Regions from separate parts of the Mus musculus genome. Here region 2 is linked to region 1. The links are chromatin loops, found by intact Hi-C in ENCODE. Cell type or tissue: heart. All regions are shown on one strand. Links, peaks and the distances in the headings refer to the core of each region. The heading gives the core; the rest is flanking DNA. Region 1 holds the start of Zfp976 (zinc finger protein 976). Region 2 has its middle 37 kb from the start of Gm17768.

Evidence for each region. Peaks named below come from ENCODE experiments on the same cell type or tissue, not always from the same donor. Only the 100,000 strongest peaks of a DNase experiment are listed, where the experiment ranks them.
Region 2: it touches region 1 in a loop (13-fold over the local background); 5 of 42 quality-filtered maps call a loop at or near these places.

What each region holds. Positions count from the first base shown.
Region 1 is chr7:42,641,208-42,644,124 of GRCm38, forward strand. Zfp976 (zinc finger protein 976) reads right to left here and starts at 1,397. Exons shown (of 4, transcript NM_001242388.1): 1 at 1,273-1,397. The coding sequence starts at 1,275. In heart, for the core only: no CTCF peak of the experiment used is centred there; a DNase peak (open chromatin) is centred at 1,444; H3K4me3 peaks cover 1,154 bases; H3K27ac peaks cover 467 bases.
Region 2 is chr7:43,113,903-43,116,819 of GRCm38, forward strand. It overlaps a transcript of Zfp936 not described here. Among named protein-coding and RNA genes, the nearest start is that of Gm17768, 37 kb to the left of the region's middle. In heart, for the core only: no CTCF peak of the experiment used is centred there; no DNase peak of the experiment used is centred there.

The DNA of each region.
Region 1 (2,917 bases), core at 157-2,656:
TCTCTGAGTTCAAGGCGAGCCTGGTAGATGGAACAAGTCCTAGGACCACAAGCTCATCACCCAGAAAAACCAGTTTTGAAAAACAGACAACCAAAAAACATAGTCAGTATGGCCATGGTACCAAAAGCAATCTACAAAGTCAATGCAATTCCCCTCAAAATTCAAACACAATTTTCTACACACATTGAAGTTGCAAGTCTCAGGCTGGAGAGATAGCTCAGCATTTAAAATTATTGACTGTTCTTCCAGAGGTCCTGAGTTCAAATCCCATTAACCACATAATTGCTTACAACCATCTGTAATGAGATCTGAAGCCTTTTTCTGGTGTGCCTGAAGACAGCTAGAGCGTACTTATATATAACAAATAACTAAATCTCAAAAAAAATAGAAAGTGGAAATCTCTACCTCATATGGAAGAACAAACACTCCCAGGATAGCCCAAAAAATCCCGAACCATAAAAAAACTTCTGGAGGCATCACAATTCGTGATCTCAAGCTGTACTACATAGCAATAGTGATAGAAACCAAATGGTATCAGTACAGACAGGCAGATCAGTGGAATCGAATACCCAGAAATGAACTCATACACCTATGGACACTTCTTAGGCAAAGAAGCCAAAACCATAGAATAGAAAAAGAAAGCACGGTGAACAAATGTTCTGGTCTAACTGGCTGTGTGTATAGAAGAATCACCCTGCACAGGATGGATCAAGGACCTCACATAAAACCAGCTACACTGAATCTAACAGCAGACAAAGTAGGAAATACCCTTGAATGCATTGGTACAGGACACAGAATTTCCTGAGCAGAACACCAATGGCTCAGGCTCTAAGACCAACAGTTAATACATTTCTAGAAAATGAAAAGCTTCTGTAAGGGAAAGGACACTGTCAATAGGACAAAACAGTAGCCTACAAACTGAGAAAAGATGTTCACCAACCCTATAGCCAATAAGGGGTAATATCCAAAAGTTATAAAGAACCAACCAACCAAACAAACAAAATTGTAGAAGATACTGGAGAAACTAGGCATTTCTGTGTTTGCCATCTTGCCAAGAAGGTTTCAACACACAAGCCCATGCTTAAATATTCGCGCAGATGAAGCCCCAGAGCAGAGTTTTTCAGAGCAGCTAAGACCACAAAAGACCTCACAAGTGGCCCTGTATACCTGAGGTTCGCGGTGCGCACCCTGCCCCAGGGAGGACTCACCATACTCGCTCCAGTTGTTCAATCGCCTGCCCCTTCCCATTGGAAGCAGCTGCCATATACTCACCATGTCGCGAGGTCTGAGCTCGTCTGAATTCCCCTCACAGCACCCAGCAGTAGCACACAGAGCAGGACACACAAACCACACCACACTCCTCAGATATAGTTTGGAACCGGCAGCATAGCACCGGGAAGCACCCGCCTCCACTTCTGACTGGCAGGTCAGACTGGAGGCCGTGATTGGCCAGCGAGTCTTGAATGACATAAGCAACTCCCTTAAGGTTAGTGTGTGATGAAGGGACTCAGTTTAATGATTCCTGGCCCACGTTGCTGTTCCAGGGCCGACCGTTTTCCAGATAATAGGGTGAGAGTGCACTGATGGGATAAAGCAAAGGGGTTGTGCTAGGACCCCAGGGGCCCAAATGTTGAGAACGCGACCCCTAGAGACACAGCTTGACAATAGATCGCTGCAATGGCAAGACAGGTTTTTATTCCAATGCGCACAGGGTTGCTCAGCCTCGCAGGGAGAGTAAATCCCAACTGCTTAAACTACAGTTTTTTGTTTTTTTTAACTACTCTTTATTTGTGGGGCATGGAGGGAGGGTTACACAACTTTATCAATGTTGGCCAGCAAAGTAACAGTTATGTTTTTTACTTTTGGTGTCAGCCAGCGATGTCAGAAACTTTGTCAGCAAGGTCGGTTTATCTTAGAATTCAAACTGAGGCCGGGGTCCCAGGGACCGTTTTTATTGTTATAGCAAATTTTTGAGAACAGCTAGTCTTGCTATGGCAGTTGTGGTCATTTTGACCATTAGACAGTCCCCTCAGATGGGGAAGGGGGCAGGCAGTCTTGAGCTTCTTTACACTGGCAGGGAAAGGCTTGTTTATATCAGCAGGGAAAGGGCAAGGAGCAGGGGGAAGGGAAAGGCTTCTGCAAACTGAGAATTCCTCAAGCAGCAGGGGGGAGGGAAAGTCTTGCTTCTGGCTTCCAGCACTCCCCTTCTCCCTCCTGTAATCAAGGCAGATAGCTTGCAGGGCCCATTATTTAACTTGCAGTGTAATAAACAATCCAGTCCATAGGGGAAGGGCACCCAGAATATTGACAATTGAGGAGATTTTTAGGAAACACTAAGATTTTTGTTCTGTGGTTTCATGGTCGGGTCAGGTAAACTGCAGCTATGTTTCACCTGGTAGGCATCAGACTTTACACAGCCCCAGGAGAAAAGCAGGAAAGAGATGAGAAACTCTACACAACACTATTGCTAGCCAGCACATCTTCCTTAGTGCGAAGAGGAAAAAACCCACAGCTGTATTAATAAAGGTATCCTAATGGACAAAACTGATAGAACGGATCTCTCTGTACATGTAGAAAGTGGATTTATTGGAATGGCTTGTAAGCTGTGGTCCAACCAGTCCAACAATGGCTGTCTGCAAATGGACAGATGAAGAATATAGTAGTGGCTCAGTCCATGTGGCTGGATGACACTGCTGGTCTTCAGTCTACATCACAATTAGGAATAAGTAGGCCAGTTTTCCAAAAACTGAGCTTGCTGGTCAGGGTAAGACATGAAGAACAGGAGAAAGAATTACCATCTTCAGTGACCTTTATAAATGTAGTCTGCCACCAGAAGCTGTGGCCTAGATTAAAGATATCTCTTTTCACTTCAAATGATCCAGATTTAAAAAAGAGTTTACAACCTAAAAAGATATAA
Region 2 (2,917 bases), core at 100-2,599, 470 kb after region 1:
CTGTGTCTCTAGGGGTCGCGTTCTCAACATTTGGGCCCTTGGGGTCCTAGCACAACCCCTTTGCTTTATCCCATCAGTGCACTCTCACCCTACTCATCTGGAAAACGGTCGGCCCTGGAAAAGCAACGTGGAATCATTAAACTGAGTCCCTTCACCACACACTAACGTTAAGGGAGTTGCTTATGTCACTGGAGACTCGCTGGCCAATCACTGCCTCCAGTCTGACCTGCCAGTCAGAAGTGGAGGCGGGTGCTTCCCACTGCTATGCTGCTGGTTGCAAGCTATATCCCAGGAGTGTGGTGTGGTTTCTGTGTCCTGCTCTGTGTGCTACTGCTGGGTGCTGTGAGGGGAATTCAGGCGAGCTCAGACCTCGCGACATGGTGAGTATATGGCAGCTGCTTCCAATGGGAAGGGGCAGGCGATTGAACAACTGGAGCGAGTATTGATGTTGTATTCAGGAAATTCTGTGTCCTGTACCAATGCGTTCAAGGGTATTTCCTGCTTTGTCTGCTATTAGATTCAGTGTAGCTGGTTTTATGTGAGGTGCTTGATCCATCCTGTGCAGGGTGATTCTTCTATACACACTGCCAGTTAGACCAGAACATTTGTTCACCGTGCTTTCTTTTTCTATTCTATGGTTTTGGCTTTTTTGCCTAAGAAGTGTCCATAGGTATATGAGTTCATTTCTGGGTATTCGATTCCACTGATCTGCCTGTCTGTACTAATACTATTTGGTTTTTTTCACTATTGCTATGTAGTACAGCTTGAGATCACGAATTGTGATGCCTCCAGAAGTTCTTTTATGGTTCAGGATTTTTTGGGCTATCCTGGGAGTGTTTGTTCTTCCATATGAGGTAGAGATTTCCACTTTCTATTTTTTTTTTTTGAGATTTAGTTATTTGTTATATATAAGTACGCTCTAGCTGTCTTCAGGCACACCAGAAAAGGGCTTCAGATCTCATTACAGATGGTTGTAAACAATTATGTGGTTCATGGGATTTGAACTCAGGACCTCTGGAAGAACAGTCAGTAATTTTAAATGCTGAGCTATCTCTCCAGCCTGAGACATGCAACTTCAATGTGTGTAGAAAATTGTGTTTGAATTTTGAGGGGAATTGCATTGACTTTGTACATTGCTTTTGGTACCATGGCCATACTGACTATGTTTTTTGGTTGTCTGTTTTTCAAAACTGGTTTTTCTGAGTGATGAGCTTGTGGTCCTAGGACTTGTTCCATCTACCAGGCTCGCCTTGAACTCAGAGAGTTCTGCCTGGCTCTGCCTCTCTGCCTCTCTGCCTCTCTGCCTCTCTGCCTCTCTGCCTCTCTGCCTCTCTGCCTCTCTGCCTCTCTGCCTCTCTGCCTCTCTGCCTCTCTGCCTCTCTGCCACTCTTACTCTCAAGTGCTGGGATTAAAGGCGAGCACCACCACACCCAGCTGCCAGTTTTTGCTGTAATCATTGTTACAGTGTGAATTTGACTGAAGTTTGGGTGCAGGACTTAGATTCTATGAAGTAGAGATGACTGCACTGTACACTGATTGTGTCATGTAATGTTCACAAAGAGGACCCTGTGCCTTGCAAGGAGAACAGGAAGTACTCTGGTGACTCCAAAGTTTGACTAAAATACATTTTCCCAGTCTAGGGATCTGTCTGGCCAGAGGGTAGAAGGACAGAGCTAGAAAGGCCTCACTGTCTGAGCCTTTTAATCTTTGATCCCTTAATGGAGGAGCTGCTACTTTCCTGAGAACTGGTTTGGTTGTATTAGCCAATGAAGGACTCTGGGTAAGCGAAGAAATTAGTAGTACTAGTGGGTGGGGCCTTACAGGTTCATTCCAGGATTCTTCTCTAAAATAGCTGTAGGGAGCTATGAGGGAGTCCAGAAACCATGCCATGTTCAGGCTGGGAGCCACTGTCACCAGACCAGGAAGAGCAGGTCCAATTAGCTAAAGAGTGACATGTACTGAGAGCTAGATTGTGGTTTTGTTAATACATATGGTAACCTGCGCAAAGGCTCTTGGCCCTTGAGCCTCACTGAGTATGTATTCGCTAGAGAGGAGTAGCCCTGGCAATGGAAGGGTGTGGTGCTTATAATATCTCTGTCCATGGTACACACAGAAGTATTGGTTTTGGGATGCAGTGGGAAGGCCAGTGTAAACCTGAAGGTCTAGTTCCTAGAAGTTCTGACCATTGCATTCCACATTCTGTTTTGTGTGATAACTTTTCCCAATAGTTAAGAAACTGGTAGAGAGAAGGTGATAGAGATCATCCTTCAGTAATATTTGATTACAATCCTTTGAACTTTTCATGACCACCAACTGCAAAGATGTGATTCAAGGAAACTCAACTATTGGTCATAATAGGAGTTTTGAAGATGCAGAGGTTTTCCAGGTGTGCATGGTATTGTGAAGGTGGACATGTCAGATTCCACATATTGTGACAAAATCCATGTGACAGGAAGTAGACATTAAATTACTGTTTAACATGACCTTGTGTGCAAATCGGTAGGACTGGGACTTCCTGAAACCTACTTTGGGCCCGAGGGTCTACAAAGCCAGACAGAGCTTACCTTTCTGATCACCTTCATTTCCGAAGAGCATGGATTCTCTCAGTGTGGAAGAGAGAGCAGCAGTAAGTGGAGAGCCAGAAATATGACAGTATAGACGCCTCTATGAGTTATTTTGTGGGAATTATAAACCCCGTGCTCAGAAGTTATGAGCACCGGCTGCTCTTCTGAAGGTCCTGAGTTCAAATCCCAGCAACCACATGGTGGCTCACAACCATCCCTACCAAGATCTGACTCCCTCTTCTGGAGTGTCTAAATACAGATGCAGTGTACTTACATATAATAAATGAATAAATCTAAAACATAAAAAGTGGCTAATCCACAATTTGAGTGGAATAAAAGCAACTGCTGGGGAA